Linked DNA regions of Homo sapiens: regions 2, 3, 4, 5, 6 and 7 are each linked to region 1. A link is a loop called in an ENCODE intact Hi-C map of the cell type or tissue named here. Cell type or tissue: heart right ventricle. All regions are shown on one strand. Links, peaks and the distances in the headings refer to the core of each region. The heading gives the core; the rest is flanking DNA. Region 1 overlaps TMEM127 (transmembrane protein 127). Region 2 overlaps STARD7 (StAR related lipid transfer domain containing 7). Region 3 overlaps NCAPH (non-SMC condensin I complex subunit H). Region 4 holds the start of ASTL (astacin like metalloendopeptidase). Region 5 holds the start of ANKRD36C (ankyrin repeat domain 36C). Region 6 holds the start of SNORA112 (small nucleolar RNA, H/ACA box 112). Region 7 holds the start of DUSP2 (dual specificity phosphatase 2).

Region 1 (4,311 bases), core at 247-4,246:
AAATGTACATCCATGACATATACTCCTATTGTCTTATGTTTCATTATACATGAATTTTACTAGTAAGGAGACATGCACATGATAAAAAGCTTCCAAGAGGACATCCCTCCCCTTGCGGATGTCCACCTGCTCCTCTCCAAAGGCAAATATTGTTGGAGGGGCCTTGTATACCCCTCCTGGAACAGCCTGTGCACACAGATGGGTGAAGTGCCCCCCTGGGGGATTTACCACACAGCTCAGATGAGGAGTCGGGGGCTCCAGAAGGTGAAGTGGCTTCCTCCAGGCCACACGCTGCAGAGCTAGATTCCAAACCATGATCAGGCTCCCCTACACTGTGCTGCTCGGAATCACTAAGTACCAGACTCGGCCACTGTATTTTTCCCTGGAGATAATCAATCAATTCCTAAAGAGTTGTGCGTGAATGAGGGGTCAGAAGCTAACAGGAATACTGTTGGAGCCATCCTCAGAGCCAGCTGCTAAGCTCACTAGAGGAACAGCTTGAAGCAATGAAATCTCTCTAAGAAGCAAAAAAGGTTTGGGTCATTAAGTCCTCACATGGGGAATTATTGGGCAAAACCTGCCAGGCATGGTGTCTAAGCTCCTGCAGCATTGCAACCATCAGAGCCTGCTCTAGGAAGTGGTCAGGACACCGGAAAGGCTTGGGACCTGGCGCCGAATCCTAGCTCTAGCAGAGACTGTGTTACTTTGAGCAAGTCCCTTGAGTGCGCTGGACCTCTGTTCTCTCATCTATCAAATGAAAACAATAACATCTGCCCCACCCACCACCAGGGCATGCTGGGTCAGCTGACACCGTGCCCATGAAAGAGCAGCCACCTGTGCTGTTATTAACCAGAGGCTGTTTCAGCTGGGCCAGTGTGTCACCTCAGCATGCCTTTCCTTCTTCTACCAAGACTTCCTTGACCACACGTCAGCCCGTGTGGACCAAGGCCTACTAAAGCCAGACTAAGGGCCTACCCTACAAGTATGACAATATGATAGAGAGAAGAGACTTTTGACCTAAAACTCCAATAGGTTTTGTTTCAATATAACTGCCTTTCCCCACTCCAAAGCTGTGAGTAAACCCTCAGGGTTAGTGAGAAAACCAAATATGAAATTCCCTTTGGGTAACGTTAACAGATACCCCAGGGGCCTGCCCCATGTAACAGGTGGGTTTTCCTCAGAGGGTCTCAGAGCACACCGGAAGAACAGGCAGTTATCCTAGACAGGCTTGGAGCCCAGCTCAGAGACTCTTCTGGAGTCAGTATCTCAATGTCTTTCTCTCCTCCCTTCCTAGACGTCGGTACAGCAGGGAAGGCAACAAGCACCTGCTCCCATGAGGGGATTGCTAAAGAAAACCCCTGAAGGTTATGTATGTAGGATTTTATTCGAGAGAGAAATGGCATGCAACGCAGGACCCTAACTTGAAATTCAAGCCAGTGGTGCAGTCCACGATGCCCTGGCTAGACACAGAACACCTCCTACCTTCCAGCTGTGCTCTGGCCTGTTGATTTTGGTAAACACTGCTTGGCGGTGCCCTCTAGTCATCAGGGAAGTAGGCAGCTGTAATAGGATCCCATGGAACTGACTTTGCTCAAGGTCACTGGTGAGTCACCAGGCTAGATTTGTTTTGAAGGTCCTGCCTCTTCCTGTCTATCTGCCCATTGCTCTAACCACTCCTGACCCAAACAGTCTGCAGGCAGAAAGGCTTAAAAGGACTTCTGTCCCACCCCGCCTCCCTTCTTGCTGGAGTCCCTCTGAATTAGAGACACTTCCCCAATGCCCCAATCCCTCTTTATGCATCTGTGCAACCTGCTCAGCGTCTCCTCACTGTGACCTTTTTAGCTTCCAGACAGGCCTGCGACACAGGCCTCTTAACAGAGCCCTCTAGTGCCCAGCCAGGTTATCCCACAGACACCAACAGGCCCCGCAGGGCCTGGCAGTGTCAGCTGCCCCAGTCACCACCTATCAGGCACACAGGCTCTCCCTGGAAGGCCCTTGATCTTCCAGTGGCTGCTGTCAATTGTGATTCACCTGACTTCTACTCCCCAACTTCCTCATTCTCCAAAGATGCTTCCTGGGGCTGTTGCCAGTGCCCTTTGGTGGCCACACTTGAGAGGCAGAAAGGCTCAGAAGAAATGACTATCTGCGGCCCCTCTTTCTGGGGTCTAGAGGTGTGAGTCTATCTCCACCCAGGGCCAGGTTGAGAGCTGTGTGAGAAGCAGGCACCGCTTGCAGGGGCAGTGGAGAAAACCCAGGATGAGGTCTTTTTTTTTTTTTTTTAAAGGAAGGGTCTCACTCTGTCACCCAGGCTGGAGTGCAGAGGCACGACGATAGTTCACTGCAGCCTTGAACTCCTGGACTCAAGTGATCCTGCTGGCCTCCTGCTTCAGCCTCCCAAAGTGCTGAGATTACAGGAGTGAACCACCACACCCAGCCCAGGATGGGTTCTTTGGAGCCAGCTTTCATTGGCTAAAGCCTCTGAAGCTTTGTGAATGACAATGGGAGAGTGGCTTTGCCCTGGGATCACCAACTAAAGCCTCAACACTGAGGCGATGAAGTTATGACAAAAAGCACAGCTTTGGCTGGGCTTATGATAAAACTCAACTAGAATAGGAAAGTGATAAGCCTCAGGCAGCTTTGATGGGAAATAAACTCGGAGCTCACTAAGGTGTTGCAGTAAGAGTATGGACTTTGGAGTCAATGTCCACTCAGATTAGCTGAGCAAACTACCTAGCTTCCCTGAGCTGGGACCTTTTGAAGTGGGGCTGAAACAGTACCTACCAAATAAAGATGCTGTTTAGGAGGAAAAAAGCAGGCATGGGGTGTGCTTAGCATAATGTCAAAATGTGGCACTCAGGCAGGGGCTGAGAAATGGTAAGGCTGCTCCAGGGCCTGCTGGCTGCCCAACTCCCATCACCGGCAGAGACCTGGCAGGGTCTGTTCTCCCTCTGGAAGTATCTACATGTGGCCAGGAGCGGTGGCTCATGCCTGTAATCTCAGCACTTTAGGAAGCCAAGGTGGGTGGATCACCTGAGGTCAGGAGTTTGAGATCAGCCTGGTCAACAAGGTGAAACCTCATCTCTACGAAAAGTACAAAAATTAGCTGGGCATGGTGGAGCACCTGTAATTCCAACTACTCGTGAGGCTGAGACAGGAGAATTGCTTGAACCCGGGAGGCGGAGGTTGCAGTGAGCTGAGATGGCGCCGCTGCACTCCAGCCTGGGTGACAGAGCAAGAGTCTGTCTCATTTAAAAAAAAAAAAAAAAAAACTCTATATGCACCACATCTGTGCTTGACAGCTCTGCTCCCTCTTGAGATGTGGAATACTCCAGGCTCTCAGGTCAGGATATCTGTTAGGCCCTGAGGATCAGCACAGTCACACAGGATACTACATGTCTGAAGGCCCACTGGGTACCAAAAAACCAGTAGGTACAAAGAAAAGGGAGAGAAGATGCAATCAAGGACTTCCGGATTCCTTACTGATTCTTCTGTGATAGCTCATGAGGCACCACTGCCAACTCTCCTATTAATGGGCACAAACTGCTCTTAGGAGATGGCCACAGGCAAGCAAGTAGAAACTATACACAGGTTAAGGTCTCTAAATATGTGAGCAAATGTAATGTAAAGGTTAAGAAAACATGCTTTGCAAAAGACAAAACGGAGCCTGAATAATTTCTTTCTTTTTAATTTTTGAGATGGAGTCTCACTCTGTAGCCCAGGCTGGAGTGCAGTAGTGTGATCTGGGCTCACTGCAACCTCACCTCCCAGGTTCAAGCGATTCTCCTGCCTCAGCCTCCTGGGTAGTTGAGGCACCAGCCACTAGGCCTGGCTAATTTTTGTATTTTTAGTTGAGATGGGGTTTCACCATGTTGGCCAGGCTGATCTTGAACTCCTGACCTCAGGTGATCCATCCGCCTTGGCCTCCCAAAGTACTGGGATTACAGGTGTGAGCCTCCATGCCTGGCCTGGCCCGAATAATTTCTTAGAAAGGGTAAATACACATGTGAACAAAGAAGAACCTGCACCAAGAATTTACTTTTTTTTTTTTTTTTGAGATGGAGTCTTGCTCTGCTCTGTTGCCCAGGCTGGAGTGCAGTGGTGTGATCTTGGGCTCACTGCAACTCCTCTACTTCCTGGGTTCAAGCGATTCGCCTGCCTCAGCCTTCAGAGTATCTGGGACTACAGGCGTGTGCCACCACACCCAGCTAATTTTTGTATTTTTAGTAGAGACAGGGTTTCTTTCACCATGTTAGCCAAGCTGGTCTCCAACTCTTGACCTCAGGCAATCCACCCGCCTCGGCCTCCCAAAGT
Region 2 (4,311 bases), core at 112-4,111, 73 kb before region 1:
AATATGAAAAATAATACCTGAATCAAAATGGTGTTTTCTATACAATCGGACTAGGGTAGAATCCTGCTCAATTCCTCAACTCCTATTTGACACAAAAGTTAAAAAATTTTTAAACTAAATTTAAATGTGATGTTTTGAGCATCAAAAAGCTACTATCTAAAAGGATTAGTCTCCCAGTGTTCTTGGTAAATGGGGAAGGTTAGGAAGGAGGCAATGATCCAATGAATATAGAAGAACTGGCCGATTCACAGGAAACTTGCTTTGGATAAGGTGAGTCAATGGGTGATATTGTGCAGGCAGGGAGGGAAATTTCTTTGTACAAATTCATGTCCCTGGCCAGGCATGGCCCAGGAGTTCAAGACCAGCCTGGGAAACAGAGTGAAACTCCATCTCTACTTAAAAAAAAAAAAAATTAATAATAACTTCATGTCTCTAGAGATAAAAGCAAGGTGCGGACAAGGCACTTAACATAGCCAAGTATCGTTCACACCCATTCACATCATGATTGTTACCAAGAGCACTCCCAGTAGCCCCTCATTTGAGAGACTCAACTGGCCAACTATACTTTCCAGGTGGACCTGGAGAACTGAAGGAAATCCAAAGCGCTGCACAATCGATGGTGGGATTTGGAATGTCAGCAGAGGAAACTACTCAGAGAAGCAAATGGAGGTCATCCCCTTCTGGCCTGAGGTGAGAGGTTTGTTCCAGATTAGCTCAGTGAGATACCGAATTTCAAAACAGTTGGCCTGAGAATATGACAACACTCCCACAAATGTAGCCTTCTTCTGTTTTGATAAGAGCAATAAGGGCTCTGAATGAAATGGGACATCAGTTATTGAATTATCTTGCACTGGAAGTTACAGCAGATGCCTTCTAATACATGTGGCATGTCCCCCTTCTACAGCAGAGTGATAACGGACTGAGACAGGGCTAGAAGCACCTTGTCCCTTCTTATCCCAAAGCCTGTCAAGCATACTCAATCCGAGCAGGGCCACAGCTGCCCTCGTTCTTTCGCTCAGAGGACTGGCTGGTGGCCTTGGCTTCACTACTCATTTCCAGAGGCTTAGCTGAGATGTAGTCCTTTACTTTAATCTCCATATTCTTGGCTTTCAGAGTGGCCATGTGCAGCTTCTCCAGGAAATCTGGCATGCCTGTCAGGAGACGAGAATCAGGTTAAGCTGACATACAAACCAACAGTAGGCTCAAAATGAGAAGACCCTATTTCTTTGATGGTAGGGAACTAGTTCTTCCTTATAAAGATCACAACCTGACTAGCCTGTGAATAAGAGCTGCCTCCCGGAATGTGTTCCCAAAGCATGGGTTGTGAAAACTCTGTCTCAGAAAAAAAAAAAAAAGAAGAACCAGAAGAGACGTTTTATTTCCCCATTAGGAAATAGAGAAAAACAAAATGCTCAACCCAGGTTCCAGGCCCTGTATACTTGCCCTTACTTACCACTGGAAACCATCCAACTAACACAGTAGCGAGGAAACACCGTTTGGGGATTGTCACTGTATGTTAGTAAGTAGTCAAAGCCATTCTGGAAAAGAAAAACAGCAAAAATGAAGATCCCTGAATCACCAACCACAACCTCCATATCCAGTACCATAGAATAACTATGATCTGATTCTGGAGCAGGGAGTGTCATTTCTTTTTTCACCCTGTGCAGAAAAGAGTTAACACTGAAGGCCTGAGAGACTACTATCTATAGAAAGGTCTCCTTGCAATGTTGACCCTTGGCCAACTTCGCTCCCAGTCAACAGTTAGCTGATATGGGTGGCTCCCTGTGCATAGACTATGCAAACAACGTGGTTTATGCTGAACACAGGCTTTGCTTTGCAGGGTTTGGAATTCTGGTATGTGCTAAGCAGACGGTACTAAGTGACCAGCTCCCAATAAAAATTTTGGGTGTTAGGCCAGGCATGGTGGCTCATGCCTACAATCCCAGCACTTTGGGAGGCCGAGGCAGGCGGATCACCTGAGGTCAAGAGTTCAAGACAAGCCTGGCCAACATGGTGAAACCCCATCTCTACCAAAAATACAAAAATTAACCGGCCATACTGGCACACACCTGTAGTCCCAGCTACTCGGGAGGCTGAGGCACAAGAATTGCTTGAACCCGGGAGGCAGAGGTTGCAGTGAGCCAAGATCTAGCCACTGCATTCCAGCCTGGGAAACAGAGCGAGACTCCGTCTCAAAAAATAAATAAATAAATAAATAAATTGGGTGTTGGCTGGGCGTGGTGGCTCATGCCTTATAATCCCAGCACTTTGGGAGCCCAAGGCAGGCAGATTACTTGAGGACCAGAGTTCGAGACCAGCCTGGCCAACATGGTGAAATCCCATCTCTACTGAAAGTTAAAAAATTAGCTGGGCGTGGTGGTACACGCCTGTAATCCCAGTTACTTGGGAGTCTGAGGCAGGAGAATCGTTTGAACCGGGAGGCAGAGGTTGCAGTGAGCACAGATTGAGCCACTGTACTCCAGCCTGGGTGACAGACCAAGACTTTTTTTTTTTTTTTTTTTTTTTTTTGAGACAGAGTTTCGTTCTTGTTGCCCAGGATGGAGGGCAATGGCACAATCTCGGCTCACCACAACCTCCACCTCCTGAGTTCAAGTGATTCTCCTGCCTCAGCCTCCCCAGTAGCTGAGATTACAGGCATGCACCACCATGCCCAGCTAATTTTGTATTTTCAGTAGAAACGGGGCTTCTCCATCTTGGTCAGGCTGGTCTCGAACTCCCGACCTCAAGTGATCCACCCACCTTGGCCTCCCAAAGTGCTGGGATTACAAGCGTGTGCCACTGCACCCAGCCAAGACTCCGTCTTTAAAAAACACTTTGGGCTGGGTGTGGTGGCTCACGTCTGTAATCTCAGCACTTTGGGAGGCTGAGGCAGATGGATCACCTGAGGTCAGGAGTTTGAGACCACCCTGGCCAACATGGCAAAACCCTGTCTCTACTGAAAATACAAAGAAAAAAAAAAACTAGCCAGGTGTGGTGGCACACACCAGTAATCCCAGCTACTCGGGAGGCTGAGGCAAGAGAACTGCTTGAACCCGGGAGGCGGAGGTTGCAGTGAGCCAAGATCACGCCATCGCACTCCAGCCTGGGCAACAAGAGCGAAACTCATCTCAGAAAAACAAAACAAAACAAACAAAAACAAAAAAACAAAAAAAACACTTTGGGTGTTTTTTTTTTCTTTTTTTTGAGACAAGGTCTCACTCTGTTGCACAGTCTGGAGTGCAGTGATGCAATCTCGACTCAGTACAGCCTCCACCTCCTGGGCTCAAGCAGTCATCCCACCTCAACCTCCTGTGTAGCAGGGACTACAGGCATGCACTACCACCACAACTAATTTTTTATTTTTTGCAGAGACTGGGTCTTCCCTGTGTTGCCCAGGCTGATCTCAAACTCCTTGGCTAAAGAGATCCTCCTGCCTCAGCCTCCCAAAGTGCTGCGATTACAGGCATGAGCTACCGTGCTCAGCCAGAGTGTTAAATTTCTAATGGCCTTCCTAAACAGAAACATTGCACACATATTGCTACATTTCATTGCTGGGGAAGGAAGCTTCACATGGACTCCTCCAGACTCCTCCTGTGCCTTTTTCTCTTATGATCCAGCTGCATATCTTTACTCTGACACTGTCATAAATCTTAGCTGGGGGCTGGGCACGGTGGCTCATGCCTGTAATCCCAGCACTCAGAAAGGCCGAGGCGGGCGGATCACTTGAAGTCAGGAGTTCGAGACCAGCCTGGCCAACATGGTGAAGCCCTGTCTCTAATAAAAATACAAAAATTAGCTAGGCGTGGTGGTGCACATCTGTAATCCCAGCTACTTGGGAGGCTGAAGCAGGAGAATTGCTTGAACCTGGCAGGTGGAGGTTGCAAGTGAGCCAAGATCGCACCACTGCACTCCAGCCTGCACAACAGAACGAGACTCCGTCTCCAAAAAAAAAAAAAAAAAATCAATATTTTGTACACAGTATGCACATCCTGAAGACAAAAAGACCACAAAATTTTATTCTTCGTATTATTGGTGATCTTACTGTATTGTTATTCTGAGGCTGTGTATTTCAACAAATTAGTAGTTGTGTTAGGGTTCCTGGGAATTGAGTTCTACAGTACAGGGAAAGACAAAAGATAGAAGATAGAAATAAAAACTCCATAGTCCTGAATTTGAATTAAAAGTATTAGTATATACTTAGGATTTATTTTATCTTAAAAATAAACATACCAGTAAAATGTATTACTTGGTTCTGTCTTCTGAAAAGGCCTACAAACAATAAACGACCCAATAGCTATGAATATTCTTAGC
Region 3 (4,311 bases), core at 146-4,145, 98 kb after region 1:
AGTGCTTGATGTCTAAGAGTGAGCTCCCTCTCTGTGCAGCAGCAACAGCAGCCCAAGAACACTTGGAGCCAAGTGTTCTCTGGCCGACCCTTCTGTAGTACCAGCATGCTTACATAAGGCAGTTACTGTGGTTAATGACCTAGTCGGAGGTCAAAGCCCAGAACACAGCCTACTTCACGCATGCGAGAATGAAACATTCGGCTGCATGCTGCCTGATGTGCTGAGCCAGCTGGGAGGAGACCTTATCTTGCCAGTGTTAGGACAGTGGATTGAACCATGGCTAAATTGAAGGAGGGACCCTGTGATATTATGGGGAGGGGATAGAAGAAATACAGAGTTTTCCTGGAGGGACTGGAGATGTTTGAAGTGGGCAGCCTTGAAAAATGGATAGACTATTTTGGACTATAGGTGGATTCATTTAGTTGTTGAGTGGTGAAATTGGGACTGGTAGGATGCCTGCGACATAGCATTGTATGTTGAAAGAATTATTGAATTACTACAGTTCAAAAATCCTGCAGAGCCTCTGTCCAGCTCCATCACCAGAATTGGGAATGGGAGCCACTCTTCCTAATGGAAGAATATCCATCAGAATGGAGTGGGGATGCTGTTGAAACTTCTTCCTTCTACCTCTGGAGTTCACAGCACAGTGCATTTGTTACTTAATAACATGCTAGGTATCAGATTCTGTTACAGCACTAGGCCATACAGACTAGAAATGTGATTTTTTTATTGTGTATTTTATTTTTTTAAATTAGGTTTTAATTACACAATAAATGCACAAATGTAGTCTCCTGTTTTTGTTTTTTAAAATTCTGTATGTAAAGACAAAATCCCCTTTTAAAAGCCTTTTTAGCTTATTCCATATGGCTTATATAAACGGGAACTATATGTAGGCTCAATACAAATACAAGGCCACTCTTCTGAAACTTCTTGGTTACCTTACCTTCAGAGGGCAGTACAGCAGCACCAGCGTCCTTTCTGACATGTTGGAGCCCTTTAGGAGAAAGCTTGTACCTTGTGGAAAGAGTGAAAAATGGCTGGGCACGGTATAATCCTGACACGCCTGTAATCCTAGCACTTTGGGAGGCTGAGGCAGGAGGATTGCTTGAGGCTAGGAGTTCAAGACCAACCTGACCAACATAGTGAGACCCCATCTCTATTTTTTAAAAATGTAGAAAGAGTGAAAAACCAAACTGAAACTGCCATGCTGCACTGACCACTTAGACACTTTACACACGGCAAAGAATAAAGCTGGATGACCTAACAGATTATAAGGGGAGCCCCCAAAGCGTTAGAGGAACTAAATAATTAGACAAACATGTTTTTTCACTTTTAGTAGGAACTATAGCGGTATCTTTTGGAGCCCTCATTTACAGAAGGATGGTGACGAATGAGGGATTTGTCATCTTGTGTGGCAAGAAGCATGTGTGTGGAAAGACCCCGAGGCTGGGATTAAGGGACTTGTGTCCAGCTCCCAGCTCCGGCATTTTACTAGCTGTAGATTCTTACCCAAAGGAATTCTCTTTTTTTTTTGAGACGGAGTCTCACTCTGTCACCCAGGCTGGAGTGCAGTGGCGCGATCTCGGCTCACTGCAAGCTCCACCTCCTGGGTTCACGCCATTCTCCTGCCTCAGCCTCCGGAGTAGCTGGGACTACAGGCGCCCGCCACCACGCCCGGCTAATTTTTTGTATTTTTAGTAGAGACGGCGTTTCACTGTGTTAGCCAGGGTGGTCTCGATCTCCTGACCTTGTGATCCGCCCGCCTTGGCCTCCCAAAGTGCTGGGATTACAAGCGTGAGCCACCGCGCCCAGCCAAAAGAATTCTCTTTACTTTTGTCATCTTGTCTCTCAAATTAGGTAGACTAGCATTTTATGGTGCACTTTGAAACTTCCAGAGTACTTGTATAGATATGATTATATTGTTATAAAATTAAGGGAAGGAAAAGTACTTGAGAAGTAAAAGGAATTATTAATAATGAAGTTATTTGTATTGGACTCACAGAAATGCAGCTCATTTGCGGACATATGCTTCATATGTAAATACAGCATTATAATATATGTATTGTACATGTACAAATATGTGTGTTACAGGGAAGAAATGATTTCCCTTGGGGATGGAGACATCAGGACCATGTGCCCCCTTCTGTCTATGAAACCTGGAGAATATTCTTATTTCAGTCCTCGGACCATGTCGATGTGGGCTGGCCCGGATCACTGGCGCTTTAGGCCTCGACGCAAACGTATGTAATTCTAGGTGGAATTTTAAGAAAAGAAGTAGTGTAGATGACCAGCCAGTCAGCAGTTAGCCAAGGAAAAGAAATGCCAGTCACAGCCCTGTTGTGTCTCTTAATAAGCCGAGGAAGCATACAGATGAGCCAGCCTCCTGGTTGGTCAGTTTGCCTGGCCTGGGATGAAGGGACAGTGAAAATGGAAGCCTCTGAGTGAGGAGAGTGAGTACTGGAGTCAGGAGAACTGGACTCCCAGCCTCACACTGCTCCCTAGTATCCACATGACTTCACTCAGTGGTCACGGGTGGGCATGACCCCCGGGCACTAGAGGGCACACAGGAGCTACTGCACATGTTGGCATTCTGTAGAACTCCAAAGGGCTGTGCTGACCTTATGTGTTTTGCATTGTCTCTTTGAAAGAAAGGGATAAGCATCTGTTGTTTTATGTTTTGTTTTGCTTTTGAGACAGGGTCTCACACTGTCACCCAGGCTGAAGTGCAGTGGTGAATCATGGCTTACTGCAGCCTTGACCTCCTGGGCTTAAGCGTCCTCCCACCTCAGCCTTCTGAATAGCTGGGACTGCAAGGGCATGCCAGCATGCTCAGTTAATTTTTAAATTTTCCATAGTGATGGGATCCCGCTTTGTTGCCTAGGCTGGTCTCGACTCCTGGCCTCAAGTGATCCTCCTGCCTTAGCCTCCCAAAGTGTTGGGATTACAGGCATGAGCCACTGCACCTGGCCAAGCATATGTTTCTGATGTGTTTTCTTAGCCAAAACACAAATTATAAGTTTAGGATGAAAAGAGGGTGTGTGATTGAGCACTCCTACTGTTGTGATGCTCAGACACAATGCTGCCTTGTGGTTTTGATAAGCCTTGATAAGGCTGTCAGCAGATCTTGTGAAATGAGTAAATAGTTTAGGCCACAGAAGTGAAGTGCTGACGTCTGTGTTCACTCTGCAGAAGATGCTCCTTCCCAATCAGAAAACAAAAAGAAGAGTACAAAAAAAGATTTTGAAATTGACTTTGAAGATGATATTGACTTTGATGTATATTTTAGAAAAACAAAGGTTTGTACTGAATTTATTAGGATTGTGCTTACTCGTTTTTCCCTTTCAGATGTGATTTTTTAAAATTCCGTATAAATTTAACTGTTAGAGCAAACAGATGGTTTCATTCTTCCTTGTTCCTTAAACGCACTATTAAGAAATAGTCCTAAACTCAGTGGCAGAAAGAATCAAATTTAGAATAAAAAGAATAATGCTAGCAAAATCACTTTTTTACATAGAACTGTGAGACTGATGGTAGACTCATGCTGCCCAAACCCTTCCCAGACTGCTTTAAAAAAAGTAAGATGTTTTGCCCACTGTTAAAATGCCTAAAACACTTTTTTTAAAAAAATTAATAGGCTGCTACTATTCTGACCAAGTCCACTTTGGAGAACCAGAATTGGAGAGCTACCACCCTTCCTACAGATTTCAACTACAATGTTGACACTCTGGTCCAGCTTCACCTCAAACCAGGCACCAGGGTAAGCCTATTTCTTGGTTCCTTTAAGCACACAAGGTATCAAGTGGCTGATAGTATGACAGTTAGGCAGTGCCTTTGAGGAAAAGGGAGAATGTGAGGAGTGGTATGTGTTAGCCAAAGCGTGTTGCCAGGAAATCAAATAGATAAGGCAAAGAAAGCTAAAAGGAAAGGCTTATATGATGGACACACAGTAAACACTTGGAAATACCTTACCTGGCAAGAATGCTGGATACTGAAGCCTCCATGCTGAAATTCAGGGGGGCAGTGAGTGTAGTTTTTTGGTGAAGTTTCAACAGTTTTTAAGTTATTTCTTGATTCCTTTGCTTTCTCCTTTTTTTTTTTTTTTTTTTTTTTTTTGACAGAGTTTCGCTCTTGTTGCCCTAGGCTGGAGTGCAATGGTGCAGTCTTGGCTCACTGCAACCTCTCCCTCCTGGGTTCAAGCAATTCTCCTGCCTCAGCCTCCCAAGTAACTGGGATTACAGGTGCCTGCCACCATACCCAGTGAATTTTTTGTAGTTTTAACAGGGACAGGGTTTCACTATGTTGGCCAGGCTA
Region 4 (4,311 bases), core at 255-4,254, 120 kb before region 1:
ACTCACGGTGATCCAGGGGTGGGATGGTGCCTGGGGCTCAAGGCTCAGCTGGCGCTGGGCTCCCAAGTCAGCTCACAGAGGAAGAAGGGGGCAGATCACACAGTGGCTACCACATCTGGTAGGATCTCACCCACCCTTAGGGCAAGGTTGTCCCCTGTTCAGCCCGATTGCTTCAACCCTGAGTGCTTCAGCCCTCATTGCTCCAACATCTGAACTCCAGTCTCCATTTCAACTGGCTTTGTTCAGGCTATTTATACACCCTCATTCCTCAGCTGACATCCCCAGACAGCAAGGCCCTGAGCCTGACTTTTGTTTTTTGTTTTTTGTGAGATGCTCTGTCGCCCAGGCTGGAGTGCAGTGGCGCAATCTCAGCTCACTGCAAGCTCCGCCTCCCAGGTTCATGCCATTCTCCTGCCTCAGCCTCCTGAGTAGCTGGGACTACAGGCGCCCGCCACCACGCCCGGCTAATTTTTGTATTTTTGGTGGGGACGGGGTTTCACTGTGTTAGCCAGGATGGTCTCGATCTCCTGACCTCATGATCTGCCCGCCTCAGCCTCCCAAAGTGCTGGGACTACAGGCGAGAGCCACCGCACCCAGCTGAGCTTCAGACTTCTTAATCACACCTGCAGACAGTCCTGCACAGGGTGGCTGACAATCTCAGACTGCGACTAACCGCTTAGCTCCACGCCCAGGCCCTTTAAGAGCTTGGTTTTTCTTATAAAAGTAACAATCCACTAAGAAAGATACAAAAAGAAAGAGTAGACTTAAGCAATTGCCCATAGAATTTCCACCCATTCACACCTGTAGTCCCAGCTGCTCGGGAGGCAGAGGCAGGAAGATCACTTAAGGCCAGGAGTTCAAGACCAGCCGGGGCAATATAGCAACACCACTCCATCTCTTAAAAACCACTTAGAGCCCAGAGTAAGCTGGTCCATTTCCTCCCAGGCTCTGCATTTCTGAGTGTTCGGTGTGGTTTTCACACTACATAACGTCGTGCCCCTCCAGGCCGTGAGAAGATGTAGTGCCCTCACCTTGGTTAATTGCAGGAATGTCCTTGTCCCCGGAGGCCTGGGTTCCCTCAGGGGTGAGGCCATCTGGGAAGCTGGTACCACAGGCTCCTGCGCAGCTGGAGGCCAGGGGCGCTCCTAGGATCACACCTGGTCCAGACAGACAGGGGCATACACAGATGCCTGGAGCACCCACCGGTGAGACCAGACAGCAGGACATGGGGTGGGTGTGGGGGATCAGACGGTAAGACTCAGTCCCTAGGAAGAGTAGGCTCCAGCACAAAGCCAAGGAGCCTTCCCAGCCTCCCTGCTCAACCCCAACTGGTGCCAAGGTCTAGATGACCTCAGGGAAGGAGCTCCCTTAGGGGGACCAAAAGGGACCATGTGCCCCACCTATGAGGTAGAGGAGGGGCAGGAAGGAAGGAGGCAGGACAGACCTCGGGTTCTGACGCCCGTGACGGGCAGGGCCAGCCTCAGACCCCACCTTATGACTCTCTCTCAGCCCAGGCTCTTGGACAATGGGCTCAGCCTGGATGACTCCCTGCCTGACCAGGCTGGAGTGGGGACTTACAGCCTACCCCCACCCCAAGACAAGTAGGCCTGGGGCACAACACTTATCTTCTGCCAGGCAGGCCCTCTGCTTCCAGGGCCTTCAGGAGGCCTCCCCTTGGCCCCCCAGGAGCTGACTTCTAGAATAACCCTGGAGAGCTCTGTGCTCTGAGCTACTGAGCTCAGCTACAATCCCTGCAGGCTCCAGCCACAACCTTCTAGCCTCTCCCCAGCTTTCTCCAGGCTGGAGCCAGCAGCAGGAGGGACAGGCAGCCAGCTTACCTGGCAAGGAGAGCAGACCCAGCACCCAAGGCCAGAGACCCCCTACACCCTCCATGGTAGAGCCCTGCTGCCCCTTCAGCAAACAAGACCAAGCCCCAGCAAGACACAGTAACCTAATTGCAGAACCGGCACCACCACCCCCTCTTAAATAGCAGCTGCTCCACCTCCCACCTTGCTCCCCTCAACCGCCTCCACCTGCAGCCCCGCCCCAACCACCTCCACCTGCAGCCCCGCCCCAACCATCTCCACCTGCAGCCCCGCCCCAACCACCTCCACCTGCAGCCCCGCCCCAACCAGCTCCACCTGCAGCCCCGCCCCAACCAGCTCTACCGGCAGCGCCACCCAAACCAGGTCTACTGGCAGCCCCTCCGATGCCTACCTGTGGTTCCCACCCCAGCCCAGTCCCCTTCCTGGCTGTAGCAGGTGAAAGACAGGAGGGGCCCGCTTGGGAGTGTGGCTCTTCTGAGGTTCCTTCCTGCCTCCAGGGGGCAGAGAAACATCGCAGAAAGTTGCTCCAGGCCTAGCTGAGGCCCCAGCCCAGGTATAGACCTATTCCTCCAGCGAGGGAGACCCCCTTTCCTACCCCGGCCTGTGCTTAGACATGGGGAAAGCTGCCTGAGACCCTGGGGCGCCCCCCGTGTATCTCCGGAAGGAGGAAAAGGTCACTGCACTTTCACAAGCTTTTATTTTAGTACACATATAGAAAAGTTCACTATCACAAGCACAGGGCTCCAGGAAATTTCACAAACTGAACAGTGTGCAGCACCCTAGAAAGCCTGCCATGTGGGAAAGGTGGAACCCCCAGATGCCCAGAGCCTCGCAGGGAGTCCACCCCCTAATCCCACAGCAGCTGGCATGATCAGTCAGTATTTATTCCCATTTCACAGATTTGGAAATTTAAACTCCTTACCTATATCCCCCCTCCTCCATACCCCTGAGCCCCAGAGCCAGGTCACTCAGGGCCCCACCTGGATTGAAATCCCAGAGGCGGAGCATGTCAGCGCTGGGCAGCATTTGGGGACACCCCCACAGTCACCTGCACCCAGTGAAGGGAAGCGACAGAGCCAAGAAGAATAGCTATTGTCCACAAGGACCTTTCAGCATTCCCACTGTGCCTGGAATCCAGAGCTTCTCCAAAGATAGGAATCAGAATCACAGGGAGACCATGATGGAGGCAGACGCCCTGCTGCCAGGGCAGGGTATTGACAGATGTCAGGATACACACCATGGATATGCTAGTTAGCTTGTTGTGGTCATCATTTCACAAGGTATGCATATGTCAAAACATCACGTTGTATACTTAAACATATACTACTTTTATTTGTCGATTATGCCTCAGTAAACCTAGAAAAAATAAGTAAAATAAAGAATAGGACCCATCAAAAAACAAATGCACAAGGCTGACCACTTAAGATGAGTGTTCAGGAGGGCGCGGTGGCTCACGCCTATAATCCCAGCACTTTGGGAGGCCAAGGCAGGTGGATCACGAGGTCAGGAATTCAAGACCAGACTGGCCACCATGGTGAAACCCCATCTCTACTAAAAGAATACAAAAATTAGCTGGGCACGGTGGCGGGCACCTGTAATCCCACCTACTCGGGAGGCTGAGGCAGGTGAATCACTTGAACCCAGAGGTGGAGTTTGCAATGAGCCAAAATCGCGCCACTGCACTCTAGCCCGGGGGACAGAGTGAGACTCCATCTCAAAAAAAAAGATGAATGTTCAGTAAAAAAAAATAAAGTAGACCGGGCGCAGTGGCTCATGCCTGTAATCCCAGCATTTTGGGAGGCCAAGGCAGGCAGATTACTTGAGGTCAGGAGTTCGAGACCAGCCTAGCCAACACGGTGAAACCCCATCTCTACTAAAAATACAAAAATTAGCCAGAAATCCCTTGAACTCAGGAGGCAGAGGTTGCAGTGAGCCAAGATTGTGCCACTGCACTCCAGCCTGGGCAACAGAGTGAGACTCTGTCTCAAAAAACAAAAGAATTAAAATAATGATAAGAAATAATCACCCTGCTTGGGGAGAGAAACAGAGTCTTTATTAGGACATGCAGTTGGTCTGAGGATATTTTGCTGAGCGAAACAAGCCAGTCACAAAAAGACAAATCCTGCATGCTTCTACCTCCAAGAGGTGTCTAGAGTAGCCCAGTGCACAGGGACGGAAAGTGGAACGGAGCTCACAAGGGGCTGGGGACTGGGGAGGGGAGTTATCATTTAATAGGTATAGGATTTCAGGTTCGCAAGATGAAAAAGCTCTGGATATCTGTGCACAACGATGTGAATACACTTTACTAAACACTTGATAATGGTAAAGATGACCAATTTTATGTTGCATTTTTTACCACAATTAAAAGTTTAAAAATTTAATAAATAGGAAAGAAGGAAAGGAGGAAAAGAGAGAGAAAGAGAAGGGCAGTTTGCTAGATGACAAGCTATAAAAAGCACGGGGAAGGAAGGAGAGGGGATTGGGG
Region 5 (4,311 bases), core at 252-4,251, 270 kb before region 1:
ATGATTTATAAAGAAGCAGCATGGTGAGTGATTGGAAACCAGCTGAAGTTTTGTTTTTGTTTTGCTGCTTGTGAAAATGACCTGGGTGCTCGCCCCTGCCAAGGTTTCCACATCCCAGGTGCGGCTGAGCCTGCCAGGAAAGAAAGTCCAGCCCCTTTGGTGACAGGACTCGCCCCCCTCACCTCTGCACCCCTTTCCGCCACCCCATTCACCCCCACACCTCACCCCCACCTCCAGTCCTCTATCCCATTGAACCCTCACCCCATCTCCCCACCCCACACCCCCTACCCCCCAAGCCTTCATTCCGTCCACCTCAGCCCATTCACACCCCCACCCCATGCACCCCCTACTCCCCACTCCCATCCCCCAACTCACTCCACACCCCGCCACCCCATATACCGCCACTCCCCAGGCCCCGCTCCACTCACTCCCACCCCAGCCAGGCACCCCCTAGCCCCCGTCCATACCCCGAGCCCCGGACCATCCGCCCCGCAGCCCTCAGCCTGGAAAGGGGTACTTCTCCACATCCACAGGCCTCCTCCCGCAGCCCCGGCTCCCGGCCCCCATTACCTTTCCTTCCTGTCTCTCTTATTGATGTCATAACGCGTGAGCAGAACGAACTTCAGTTCCTCCAGATCACGATAGAAGACAGCTCTGTGGATCCCCTTCAGATGATACGGTTTAATGGGGTATTGGGGAAATAAGAAGCCATCCGAGCACAAGCGGTCCCTGAGGGTGGGCCACCTCTTCGGCTCCTTGTCATCCATAATGGTCGGCTGCAAATTGTAGCCTGCAGCCGTATTTCAGCTCGCCTTCGGGGATCGCCGCCTCCGAAGAGCAACAACAGGCAAAGCAGTCTGTCCACGGACCTTCGCACAGACTCTCAGCGCCTCCCGCCTCTCAGCAGAAACGCCCAACAGAAGGGTTAGAACCAGCGAGCACGCGCACCTTAGCCGGCCCTGCCCAACAGGCCCGAGGCAGAGAAACCGCCCTAGCAGCTCTCGCGCGCCCAGTGCAGGCGGCGGTTGCTGCGGAGGTGCCGCGGGAGGGCGGGGCTCCCTGGAGCGCGAGGCGCGCCCTGCCCCAGGGCCTGTTTAACTGTCGCCCGCGCGCTCTTCTCTTCCACAGGCTCCCGACGCTCGGAGCCCCCCGCGCTGGGCCCTCTGCAGCCCAGGGATGGGGTTGAGTGGTGCTTCTCCGCCTAGTGCCACCGCTGGGCCCACAGCCCGACATCGCCACTGCGTCGCCCCCGGGGTCCGCGCTGATGGGTGCGAGGCGGGAGGACGGGATCTGGGGTTGCCACAGCTGCAGCCAGCGCACCACTTGCAGGCGGCACTGCAGCTCGGGCTCCGGCGGGGGCTGGCGGGGCTCCCGTGGGATGGCCTCCTGAGCCCTGAGTGCGCCGCCATCCGGCCGGAGGGTGCGCGCCTCCTGCACCCCCGGCCGAAGCCCATGCCCGGCGCTCCTGCCGCAGACTGCCTGACTTGCCGCGGCCAGGCTGGCCCCGGGGTCCGCGCGGCTGGAGGCGCAGGCCTGGTCGGGGATTCCCAATCCTCGGGGACCCCTGCTCCATGTGCTGGTGGCGGCTGCAGCTGCAGCGCCCGTGGGCTGACGTGGCTTCCCGGAGCTGCGGCCGGCCAGCGCCCAAGGGCCCACAGGCTGCGCTGCCCTTGCCAGCTGCTTCTGACCCGCGCCCGGAGCGCAGGACCTGGCGCTTGGCACTCTGCAGCCACCGGGATGAGGCTGAGCGCCGGTTTTCGGCCTCGTGGCGCCGCTGGGGCCACAGCCTGACTTCACCACCCCGTCGCCCAAGTCCTATGATGGGCAGGTGTGAGGAGGGGCAATCGGGGTTCCCAAGGCTGCTGCCTGCATGCCACTCCGTGAGGAAGTTGAAATACATGGTCTCTAAGATTCCTTCCAGCTCTTCACCTCATGAGACATATAAATCAAGTAACATTCGTTATTGTGATTAGAAAAGCTGCATTTACACACGTTAGCCACTAGATGGGGACGTGCGATTGTTACAATGCTGAAGGTTTCCCGTATTTCTTTATTTTTTATTTGGCCGCTAGAGGGCACGCCTGCACTGCACTTAAAGTTGACTACTTTCAAGGAAAGACAAAGGAATTCTTGGATTTCTCCATTTTCCTCATCACCTGTGCTTATCAGAGAATTCCAGGGGCAAGCTACCCTTTCCAATTCATCACTAACTTATAAACAAAATTCTAAGGAGTAAGGAATGCTTCTTACTTACTTCCTATAACATACGTAAGAATGAACGCTCAAAATAAAAGTAATTTATTTAAAACTTGTGTTGAGTAATTATAACTGCAAAATTTTTGCTCATGTTTTTCATATGCTGTTCATTTGCAAATTATTAGAAATCTACATATTCTGTTCATCTCAGCATTATTTATAACAGGGAAAAATTAGACACTAGCCAAAAATCTAAAAACAGGGAACAGTAAGGAAAAAGCAAATGGTTCTTTAAATCATCATCACTAAAAGTGGTTGTGACTTAAAATAATGACATAAAAGATGCTTCTACGTTGTTGAGTAAAACATCAAGATAAATTTAAAATTCTATTTCGAGCTTAACATATTCATTTAAAAAGAGAAAAGAAATTTTAGAGAGTTTATCTTGTTGGATTATCGGATGTTATTTTTCTCTTTTTAATGCCATATACTTTTCAAATTTTCAGTGGGCTGGTATTACTTTTGTATTTAAAAAAGAAAAATATAAGGAAAAAGAAACCTGTCACACACTTTCTAGTGGATTTTACTGATCAGTCATCTCTGTATTTCTGGCATCAGCAAACTGAGCCAGAAACTCAGTGCCTCCCATTTCTTTCTTTTTTTTTTTTTAGACGGAGTCTTGCTCTGTTGCCCAGGCTAGAGTTCAGTGGCTCAAACTTGGCTCGCTGCAACCTCTGCCTCCCCGGTTCAAGTGATTCTTCTGCCTCAGCCTCCCAATTAGCTGGGATTACAGGTGCCCGCCACCACACCCGGCTAATTTTTGTATTTTAGTAGAAACGGGGTTTCACCATCTTGACCAGGCTGGTCTCGACTCCTGACCTTGTGACCCACTGGCCTCTGCCTCCCAAAGTGCTGGGATTAACAGACCTGAGCCACCGCGCCAGGCCAAGTGCCTCCCATTTCTTGTATTCACCTTTAAAACTCCTGCAATGAAGGACTCCCTCCTCCCTCATCTAACCTATTATGTGTGTGGTGAGTTCTGACTATGATATCATTCCTGATGTGAAACCGAAGTCTCCCTCTTCTAATTCCATCCACTGGTTCAGTTCTGCCTTCTGACAGAGTCCACGCCAGACTTCACATTTCTCCCAATCGTCTTTGTCCTACAAGGGCTTTCTATTCTTCAAGCTAAAGAGATACCAGTGATTCCATTCATTCATTCAGTTAACATTTAGGGGCCACATCTTGTGCTATGTCCTGAGATTTGCCAATGAGCAGAGCTCAGAGTATTGAAAAGACAAACACATACACCAGGCATTTTACTATGCTGTGTTGTGTGCATGACAGGAGCACACAGGGCATGCAGGCACCAGTGAGAAGGGCCATTTACCAGACTTGAGAGGTCAGCAAAGGTACTCTGAGGAAACACCTTCTAAACTGAGAGCTGGAAAGAGTGAGACAGGAAAGCGTAAGAGGTAGCGTTCTGAGGAGGAAATCTCCGAGGTGGGACAGGGATGCGTGTGGAGAGAATGCCCTTCCCATCCCCACTCTTCATGAAGTCTGTACTCTATCAGGGTCTCTCTGCCCTGTGAGCTGCTTGAGGACAAAGACTGTTTTATAAAAATTTTTATTTCCTCCCTCTGTCTTCCTTGAACACCTAGCCCAGTGCCTGGAACATAAGAAACCATAATGAATTTTTGTTGGATGAGTGAAGAGTGCTGAGTAGAGCAGAAATGTCACATGCCTCAGTTTAAATATGGGTCATCAGTTTTCTTTCTTTTTTAACATAGAAGTCAAGACTTGATGATCTCTTACAGCTTCAAGATACCATTAAAGATATAATCATCCTCATGTACTTGAGCTTTGTTTTCACCCATTATGTTATGACTGCTGTCCATTGTTCCATGACACAATTCTCCATCTTTCTTCATTTTCTTCCATTTCAATTAACTCATTTATTTACATATGGGAATGGAACATATAAAATCCACAAGTAAGACTTCCCAGATCCTCAGCTTCTTTCTCTGGCATTAGCCACTGTTTCTAGTTTCATGAGCATCTGCTATGGTTTGAATGTATCCCCTCCAGAAATCAAATATTACATATGTGATAGTA
Region 6 (4,311 bases), core at 179-4,178, 49 kb before region 1:
AGGAATTGCTGATGAAAATCCAGCAGGCCTAACTTGGAGAACACTCCTTATTTATCTAGTCACATTCAGTGAGCCCTGAAAGAAGTTTAACAGGCCTGATTCAGGGTGACTGCTCAGAGACCACCCATTGAATTCACGATTCAATGACCCACCGTGCCTGGCCTTAAAAGGATTTTTTCTTAGAAAAAAGAGCTCTAGGCCGGGCATGGTGGCTCACACTTTTAATCCCAGCACTTTGGGAGGCCAAGGCGGGCGGATCACGAGGTCAGAAGATCCAGACCATCCTGGCTAACACGGTGAAACCTCGTCTCTACTAAAAATACAAAAAATTAGCCGGGCGTGGTAGTGGGCACCTGTAATCCTAGCTACTCGGGAGGCTGAGGCAGGAGAATGGCGTGAACCCGGGAGGTGGAGCTTGCAGCAGTGAGCCGAGATCGCGCCACTACACTCCACCCTGGGCGACAGAGCGAGACTCCGTCTCAAAAAAAAAAAAAACAAAGTTGACTTATAGAGCCAATAAGCCAAAAAATTGACTTATAGAGCCCCTTGGGAAATCTGGCCTCATACTATGTCAACACAGTCCCTGTACGAGGTTCCTGACCTGTGGTAAGTAAAGAATGTCACTTTCTAACAGGCTCAGGAGACCTAAGTTATCTTGACACCTCAAGAGGAGAGGAATTTACCCAACTCATAGGTATTCGAGGGTACAAACCCATGGCTGGGCTTGGCTTTAAAAAGGTCTTATCTAAGATTTCTTATGGAACAGAGTTCCATCAAAGCCAATTTTAAAAGCCTATGTGAAGGCCAGGCGCAGTGGCTCACACCTGTTATCCCAGCACTTTGGGAGGCCAAGGCAGGCAGATCACAATGTTAGGAGTTTGAGACTAGCCTGGCCAACATGGTGAAACCCTGTCTCTACTGAAAATACAAAAAGTTAGCTGGGCGTGGTGGCAGATACCTGTAATCCCAGATACTTGGAAGACTGAGGCAGGAGAATCGCCTGAGCCTGGGAGGCGGAGGTTGCAGTAAGCCACGATCGCACCACCGCACTCTAGCCTGGGCCACGAAGCAAGACTTCATCTCAAAAAAAAAAACAAAGCCTATGTGAAAAATAATTATTCTTGCTTCACTTTATGCAAATCATCAGGCCAAGTACAATAAGACTGCGGTTTATTTTGTAAACAAATCAGTTCTATCATGATTTGTTTTTAGTAAAAATGGGAACTGGAGAGAGAAAAATTATGCTTCAGAAGAAAAACTGTGGTACACCTTTTGTTAACTGTTCTTAAGTTTTTTTCTGCAGTTTGAACTAAATCCTAAATTCTTTGTGGGCTACAAGTTCCCAGGCTAATGCTTTTAAATCTTTACTTTTAAAACTGGGAACTGCACTCCTTACCCTAGTACTCATTATTTCCCTTATAGTACACGGTTCCCTTAAACACAGTACGAAAACTATAGGTGGCAATACTAATGCCTTTGCCATGCAAGCCTTCGAACCCCAGTCAGGCCTGCAGGAGTACACTCAGACAGTTGCAAAGTGGTTCCACTCCTCTCACCTTGGAGTCAACACCTACCCCTCACTACACCCCTGGTTAGTAGGAAGAAGTTAAGGTCTTTGCCCTTTTTCCATCTTCATTAACAACACCTTAAGATAAAGGTGTTATAAACCCAAAGGGAGGGATTAAAACCACCATTGCAAAATTATAACTGAGACAGAGAGATCTGACCTAACCAACTCCATCTTGCTTCTAACCTCCAAGTTGTCCTTATTCATTCCTGGGCATAGGCTGAACTAACTTTGGGAGGGACGTAATTTATAGTTTAAAACAAAGAGGATAACAGCCATTTCTCAAAACAAAGGTCCTTGCCTGGAGACTAGACTGCCTTTGTAGGACTAACAAATTAGCCACAAGGTTAGAAGTTAAGGTTTAAGAGGCTACAAGATTCTGACCCTCCCTGAACTGCTCCTAAGATCAGTGCTTGAGATATTTTGCTGACCTTGCACTTGATGGATCGGCTGGCACCACCCAGATGGATAAAATGGCTCATTTGATCTGTGACCCCCAACCGGGAACCAGCTCAGTGCAAGATGACAGCTTCAATTCCCTATGATTTCATCTCGGACCCAACCAATCAGCACTCTGGACTCACTGACCTTCCCCCACCCACCAAAGTCTCCTTTAAAACTCTGGGTTGGGGCCTGGCACAGTGGCTCATGCCTTTAATCCCAGCACTTTGGGAAGCTGAGGTGGGCGGATCACCTGAGGTCAGGAGTTTGAGACCAGCCTAACCAACATGGCGAAACCTCGTCTCTACAAAAAATACAAAAATTAGGCATGGTGGTGGGCGCCTATAATACCAACTATTTGGGAGGCTGAGGCAGGAGAATCGCCTGAACCCAGGAGGCCAAGGTTGCAGTGAGCCACAATAGCGCTATTGCACTCTAGCCTGGGTAACAGAGCGAGACTGCGTCTCACAAAAAAAAAAAAAAAAAAGGTCTCTTGGCCAGGTGCAGTGCGGTGGCTCACGCCTGTTATCCCAGCACTTTGCTGGGAGGCCATGGCAGGCAGATCACTTGAGGTCAGGAATTCAAGACCAGCCTGGCCAGCATAGCAAAATCCCGTCTCTACTAAAAATACAAAAGTTACCTGGGCATAGTAGTGCACCCCTGTAATCCCAGCTATTAGGGAGGCTGAGTGAAGCAGGAGAATTGCTTGCACCTAGTAGGCAGAGGTTGCAGTGAGCTGAGATCACGCCACTGCACTCCAGCCTGGTCAACTGAGCGAGACTCCATCTCAAAAAAAAAAAAAAAAATTGATCCCCAAATGCTCAGGGACACTGATTTGAGTAATGATGAAACTCTGGTCTCCCGCACAGTGGGCTCTGCGTGAGTTACTCTTTCTCTATTGCAATTCTCTTGTCTTGATAAATCAGCTCTGTCTATGCAGCAGGCAAGGTGAACCCATTGGGTGGTTACACCAGGATGGGGTAGGGGGCAGTAAAGACACCACTGGTGAAGGGGGACTCCTCAGGCCTTCGACGCCTGCCATCAAAACCTTCCTTCGACGCCTGCCATCAAAACCTTCCCCGGCCTCCCCTCCTGGCTCTCCCAGAAGCACCCCAAACATTCCTCTCTGCTAACTCCTCGGTCCAAGAATGGACCCGTGTCACAGCCTGAGCGCCCAGGACAGTCCAGAGGGAGTCACATGGGCAGGTGGCCCGTCGCAGTCTGCAAATATGTCAGCCTTTTGGTAAAAGAGCAACAGAAGAGAGTTTGTTGGGGCAGATGCCCTAGGTCAAGTAGTAGCTGTCCCTCTCTTTTTGACCCAAAGGTGACAGTGTTGGAAGGTAAACAGATTTACTCACCTGTGAGCAACCTGGCTAAATGATCTCAAAGTGTATTAAATTACTATTCTGTATCCAGCCTCATTAAAACAAAGCTGCTAAGTTGTTTCCTTACCCTTTTAAATCTTATATTTAAGCACCTTATTGACAGAAGAAAAAATATTATAAACTGTCTTGGTGTGAAATGGACTGCTGGTTCCAAGGCATTTAGGAATTTTACTGTAGCTAAAGAGTTATGCGATTTTAGACGTTCTTAATAAAAGTAACTGTTTCTCCAAAGAGAGATTATGCTTTCCTGGGAACCGAAATTTAGGTCTTTCCTATCCAGCCTGTCCGATTTTAGGTTGGATTAATGAGGTTTTATTTCATCTGGAAAGCAGTGAAGAAGAAATGTGTATGTAACAGAAAGTAGTATTTGACACCGTGTTTAGCCAGGGGTTTTTTGTTTTGTTTTGTTTTGTTTTGAGACGGAGTCTCACTCTGTTGCCTAGGCTGGATCTTGGCTCCCTGCAACCTCTACCTCCTGGGTTCAAGCAATTCCCATGCCTCAGCCTCCCAAGTAGCTGGGATTACAGGCCCATGCCACCATGCCCAGCAAATTTTTTGTATTTTAGTAGAGACGGAGTTTCACCATGTTGCCCAGGCTGGTCTCGAACTCCTGACCTCAGGCGATCTGCCTGCCTCGGCCTCCCAAAGTGCTGGGTTTGCAGACATAAGCCACTACACCCTCTCTCTAAAAACATTTTTAAAAGGAGCCAATGAGGCCTGCGCAAGCCCCAACCCATTGGTGGTTTGTTGTTGCTATCTGCCTCATAAAGCAGAGTGGAGGGTTTGTCTTTTGGGAAGATGAAGTGTCTTCTCTAAAAAAGCCTCCTACATAGTTGGCCTTGGCATCTGCCAGGAATAGAAGGGCAGGGCTTGAGGCTTCCTGAGTCTGGGTTTTCAGTTGAGGTGGAGAGTGAATAC
Region 7 (4,311 bases), core at 74-4,073, 120 kb before region 1:
ACATGGTGGTGGACCAGGGAGAGTCCACGGTATAGCGTCTAGCTGATTTCTGCCAGAGGATGGGGAGGGAAAGAGCAGACACACCCTTGGTTCCCGACCCCGAATGAGGGCCAGCCTCAGTCCCCCAGCAGAAGAGCACCAGGTCGGAAAGACCAGCATGCCGGCATTCCTAGAGCCCCCATGTGGGGGCTTCTGAAACTCTGAGGAGGTAGCAGCCCTGCCAGAGGTGAGGGGACTGTGCTGGCCCAGAGGGGAGCCCACCAGTCCACAGTCAGCTCCTGCCAGCACAGTGGGGCAGGCAGGCAGAGGGGCACCACCTCAGTGACACAGCACCTGGGTCTCAAACTGCAGCAGCTGCCCCATGAAACTGAAGTTGGGGGAGATGACCCCCCGGCGCTGCTTAACGAAGTCAAAGGCCTCGTCCAGCCGCACACGGCGACTCTGCATGAGGTATGCCAGACAGATGGTGGCAGAGCGCGAGATACCCGCCTGGCAGTGCACCAGCACCCGGCCTCCGCTGTTCTTCACCCAGTCTGCAAGGGAGATGGGGGAGTGGTGTCAGACGGAATGTGCACAGCCCAGGAGACAGGTGCCCCCAGTCCTCTCCTCTGGAGCCCCTCGGGATTTCTGGGCAGAGGTGCCCCCTTACCAATGAAGCCTATGGCCTCCTGGAACCAGGCACTGATCTCCACCATCTGGTTGTCCTCCACAGGGATACTCTTGTAGCGGAAAAGGCCCTCAAAGTGGTTGGGGCAGCTGGCGGACACGTTGAGGACGGCTGTGATGCCACAGGCCTGCAGCCCCTGCAGGTCTGACGAGTGACTGCAGCTGCCCAGGAACAGGTAGGGCAAGATCTCCACAGGGCCACCCTGGAGGGAACAGAGGGGCGGTGAGGCCTTTCCAGCCCAGCCCCGGAGAGCTGGAGCAGCAGCGGGTGGAGACCCCATGGGCTGGCCGAGACAAGAGGACTCCTCAGCCAGTCCTCCTGACCTGAGACAGGTCTCAGGAATGTGCGGAGGACACACCGGGACATACATTTCCCTTCATGCTCCCAACATACACATGCAAACATACACAGACCCATACAGGCACGCGCGAGCAGCCATGCCCCACCCCCTCCCCCAACACACACACGTATAAAAGTGTGTGTATATGGGCAAACTGCTCGCATCCCCAAATGGCAGGCTCTTTCCCTAGAGGCGCCCAGTCCGCGGCGGGGAGAGAGGGAGGTTCGGGGGAGGGGGGTCAATACTCACCTGGTCGTAGACAGGAGCCCTGGAGTCGGAGCGGCTGGTTTTGTCCCCTGTTGGCGGCAGCGCAGGGGCGGGGGCCTCAGAGCACAGATCGGGACAGCAGCCCTGGAAGCCGTCGAAGCCTCCTGCAAGGAGGGGAAGAGCACGATCAGCAGGGAAAGCCGGGCTGGAGTCGGGTGGGGCGGGCCAAGGGCGGCCGGCTTGCTCACCTCGCAGGAAGTACACGGCAGTGGGCCCCGCGCGGGTCTCGTGCAGCAGCGCGGCCAGCAGCACATGAGCCGGGCTGTCGGGCCGGAGCTCCGCCACCGAGGCACTGCCCTCGTCCAGCACCACGGCCCGCGCCAGCTCCCCGCGGACCAGGCGCGTCCGCAGCGCGCGGTCGGGCAGCAGGCAGGCGAGAACGGCGGCAGGAGGGCCGCGCGCGCGGCGCCGCAGCAGCGCGTTCCAAGGCACTGGCCGCGCGGCGCGCACGTGGCGCCGGCAGAAGGCCAGGAAGGGGCGGCAGTCCAGCAGCAGCGTGCGTTCCGCCTCCCGCGGATCCCGCAGCAGCGTGCCCAGCGCCGCGCACTCCAGCTCGCGCGCCGCCTCCAGCCCCATGGCCACCGGTGCCTCTTCCTCTTCCTTTCGGTCTTTCCCGCGTCCCGGGCTCTCGTGGCGGTGGCGCTGCCCGAGCGGTCGACTCCGGGCGCCCTCCGCGGCGGCCCGGGTTAAGTACCCGTGGGCCGGCCTCCGGGGCACCATACAAGGGCAGAGCAGGAAGGCGCTGGCGCCCGCGCCCGCCCCCGCCCCTCACGTGGGGCGCAGTCTGGGCTGACCTGGAGACTTCGGGGCGGGGGGGAGGTTGAGGGGGAAGGCAGGGCGCGGGGACCAACACACCGGGAGGAGGCGGGGACCAGCGACTAAGGGAAGGGAAGGTGTTACCCGGAGTCGGAGGGACTAGCACCCCTCCGTTTTTGCGCCCACCCTTTGACCTGTCCCAAGCCACTCAGTCCTGGGGAACCCAGCTTCTCAGATGCAGGTCCCCCTTTAGGGCCAACGATGACCCTTGGAGTACCCCACCCCCTAACCCCACGCTTCCTCTGCCTTTTCCCTTTCCCTCCCAGAATTTTCCTCTTAGAAATTTGTCACCACAAACATTGACAAATGCCTGCTGCCACGGGTGATTTCTACACTGGATGATGGGGGGGGTCCCTGCTGAGATGTCCTATTTCTCATCTATTTGGAGACCTTGAGCCAGAGGGACTTTCTCTCTCCTCCCCCTCCCCACCCCCCATTGCCTGGATAAGACCAGTACTCAGGGTCTTGCAGTAGGTTGGTGGCCAAGCTAGGCCAGAACACAGTCCCCGGGGCCCAGGCCCCTGGGCTTGGGCCGAAGGGAAATGAGGGGGGGTCCCAGGGCCTTTCATGGGGAAAGCAGGGGTCTGTGACTGGTTTCCAGTTATGTGTAGGGCAAAGCTTCTTCCTCCTGGGTGCAGGGAAAGCCCCCAGGCCCCAGAGAGAAGTACTTCCCCCTGCCACAAGCCCGCCCTGGAGGGAAGTCCGCTGACGCTCCCGGCCCTCCCCAGGCCTGCGGGGATTTCAAGACCTTGGCAAGGGGAAGAGGGAGAAGCAGAACAGAACTGGCCTCCCCCATCCTAGGCCTCCCTGTCCAGCCCCGCCGGGCAGCAAAGTCCAGGGCTAGCACTGCACCCGGAGGACTGGGGGCCTGGGTATCCCCTCCATTCCGCCCTCCCCCAGCCCTGCTGCCGGATGTGGTGAGGCCCAGGTGTGCGTGGGGTGTCTGAGCCACAAGAATTGTTGGCAGTGAACTCCCAAACTCAAGCAGAGAAGTTGAGGTGGGTGGAGACAGCGTCACTGCGCTGGAGCTGCCCTCGCCCTGCCCCCAGCTGCGTGGGATTTCAGAACCCACCCTCCAAGCCCCCAGTCTCCTGAGGCCCTCCTCCGTGCCCTCTGAAAGACCCTTCCGGCTCCCCCACAGACCCCTGTGTCCAGACCGTCTTGAAGAGTGACAGCTGGGACCTGTGGAGAGCCCGCAGCCCTTCTGGACTTGTCTGCCCTGAGTTCCTCACAGCAGTGTGCTGTATGCCTGGTTGTGTGCAGGGCAGCATCGTACCTGTGCAGTTCCACTATGTGTGAGAAGGAGCTGGAGCTTGTGTGTGCTGGGGTCAGAGCCGATGCAGAGGAGAAAAGCCCCAAGGACTCCAAAGGTCCCTGGGGCCACGTCACCCTCTCAGTGTCTCCATCTGTAAGGGGAGCACATCATGGTGCAGCGGCTCTTCCACACTGGCTCCAACGCTCTAAGGCTACTCCACTGTCTGGGCAACTTGGCTGAGGCCCCGCTGTCCCTGGCAGGCCAGTCTGGAGGCTGAGGCAGCAAAGCCCACAACAGAGCCAGGGAGTCTGGGCCACAGATCCCAAAGGCTGATATGAGCCCTTATCTTTGGCATCGGCCTCCAAATGACTTAATGCTTATTCCAGGGGCAAATTACAGAGCGTGCAGAAGGACAATCAGGTCCAGTCTTGCTGCTGGGCCAGGAGCCAAAGCCTTCCAGCTCTGTGGGAGGACCCCAGCCAGGTGGGATCCCTGATTCAGGAGTGAATTCAGCTCAGCCGTGTAAGGGGCTCCAGACCCAACTCCCATGCTGGGCTGGGCCTCTTCCCCTCCTTCTGGAGAATCTGGTATACCTTGCCGGGGAGTTCTGCATGTGGGGAGAGCATTGCTGAAGGTTTGCTCTCATAGCACAGTCCCTGGGGCCTGGCACTCTTGGCCATGACCAGTGGTCTCTTTTTCTTTTTCTTTTTAAGTGACAGGATCTTGTTATGTTGCCCACACTGGCCTCAAACTCCTGAGCTCAAGTGATCCTCCTGCCTCAGCCAACAGAGTAGCTGGGACTATAGGCACGTGCCACCACCCAGCTCAGGACTGGTGATGACTGCCTAAAGTGGCTGCACATATGTCACCCCCTTGAGGCCATTTGTCTTGGGGCTGTCCCCTTTTCAGCTCTGGAACGTGGACTTACGGAGGCCCAGCTTAGCCATGAAGGAGGGCCTTCCCTTT

What was found. Hi-C counts contacts between places; a loop is a spot of excess contacts. Peaks named below come from ENCODE experiments on the same cell type or tissue, not always from the same donor. Only the 100,000 strongest peaks of a DNase experiment are listed, where the experiment ranks them.
Region 2: it touches region 1 in a loop (11-fold over the local background); 5 of 110 quality-filtered maps call a loop at or near these places.
Region 3: it touches region 1 in a loop (2.1-fold over the local background); 3 of 110 quality-filtered maps call a loop at or near these places.
Region 4: it touches region 1 in a loop (6-fold over the local background); 65 of 110 quality-filtered maps call a loop at or near these places.
Region 5: a loop joins it to region 1, with 6 times the contacts of the local background. A loop is called at or near these places in 17 of 110 quality-filtered maps.
Region 6: a loop joins it to region 1, with 3 times the contacts of the local background. A loop is called at or near these places in 89 of 110 quality-filtered maps.
Region 7: it touches region 1 in a loop (4-fold over the local background); 65 of 110 quality-filtered maps call a loop at or near these places.

Annotation. Positions count from the first base shown.
Region 1 is chr2:96,259,013-96,263,323 of GRCh38, forward strand. All of the region lies in intron 2 of TMEM127 (transmembrane protein 127), which reads right to left. Among named protein-coding and RNA genes, the nearest start is that of TMEM127, 4.8 kb to the right of the region's middle. RefSeq lists enhancers at 1-2,340, 589-1,522, 1,523-2,454, 1,928-2,177. In heart right ventricle, for the core only: a CTCF peak has its summit at 1,897 (motif pointing left); DNase peaks (open chromatin) are centred at 754 and 1,739; H3K4me3 peaks cover 1,395 bases; H3K27ac peaks cover 4,000 bases.
Region 2 is chr2:96,185,764-96,190,074 of GRCh38, forward strand. STARD7 (StAR related lipid transfer domain containing 7) reads right to left here. Exons shown (of 8, transcript NM_020151.4): 7 at 1,454-1,538; 8 at 1-1,151. The coding sequence ends at 967. Among named protein-coding and RNA genes, the nearest start is that of STARD7-AS1, 20 kb to the right of the region's middle. In heart right ventricle, for the core only: no CTCF peak of the experiment used is centred there; no DNase peak of the experiment used is centred there; H3K27ac peaks cover 3,090 bases.
Region 3 is chr2:96,356,954-96,361,264 of GRCh38, forward strand. NCAPH (non-SMC condensin I complex subunit H) reads left to right here. Exons shown (of 18, transcript NM_015341.5): 10 at 2,092-2,240; 11 at 3,190-3,296; 12 at 3,635-3,757. Among named protein-coding and RNA genes, the nearest start is that of NCAPH, 23 kb to the left of the region's middle. In heart right ventricle, for the core only: a CTCF peak has its summit at 2,550 (motif pointing right); DNase peaks (open chromatin) are centred at 157 and 2,548.
Region 4 is chr2:96,136,544-96,140,854 of GRCh38, forward strand. It overlaps ASTL (astacin like metalloendopeptidase), which reads right to left and starts at 1,959. Exons shown (of 9, transcript NM_001002036.4): 1 at 1,839-1,959; 2 at 1,032-1,157. The coding sequence starts at 1,893. RefSeq lists an enhancer at 1,814-1,883 and a silencer at 2,774-2,863. In heart right ventricle, for the core only: a CTCF peak has its summit at 2,328 (motif pointing right); no DNase peak of the experiment used is centred there; H3K27me3 peaks cover 948 bases.
Region 5 is chr2:95,990,942-95,995,252 of GRCh38, forward strand. ANKRD36C (ankyrin repeat domain 36C) reads right to left here and starts at 883. Exons shown (of 88, transcript NM_001393982.1): 1 at 571-883. The coding sequence starts at 767. RefSeq lists silencers at 1,020-1,069, 1,100-1,159, 1,520-1,699. In heart right ventricle, for the core only: CTCF peaks have their summits at 1,311 and 2,080 (motif pointing right); DNase peaks (open chromatin) are centred at 740, 1,792 and 1,930; H3K4me3 peaks cover 1,771 bases; H3K27ac peaks cover 1,390 bases.
Region 6 is chr2:96,210,537-96,214,847 of GRCh38, forward strand. The region is part of intron 1 of STARD7-AS1 (STARD7 antisense RNA 1); the gene reads left to right. SNORA112 (small nucleolar RNA, H/ACA box 112) reads left to right here and starts at 4,103; the gene lies at 4,103-4,226. In heart right ventricle, for the core only: no CTCF peak of the experiment used is centred there; no DNase peak of the experiment used is centred there.
Region 7 is chr2:96,143,505-96,147,815 of GRCh38, forward strand. It overlaps DUSP2 (dual specificity phosphatase 2), which reads right to left and starts at 1,936. Exons shown (of 4, transcript NM_004418.4): 1 at 1,463-1,936; 2 at 1,257-1,378; 3 at 650-869; 4 at 1-533. The coding sequence starts at 1,850. The coding sequence ends at 319. RefSeq lists enhancers at 866-915, 1,318-1,819, 2,616-3,495, 3,906-4,075, 4,058-4,311 and 1 more and a silencer at 1,546-2,305. In heart right ventricle, for the core only: no CTCF peak of the experiment used is centred there; DNase peaks (open chromatin) are centred at 1,722, 2,047, 2,877 and 3,703; H3K4me3 peaks cover 2,335 bases; H3K27ac peaks cover 2,617 bases.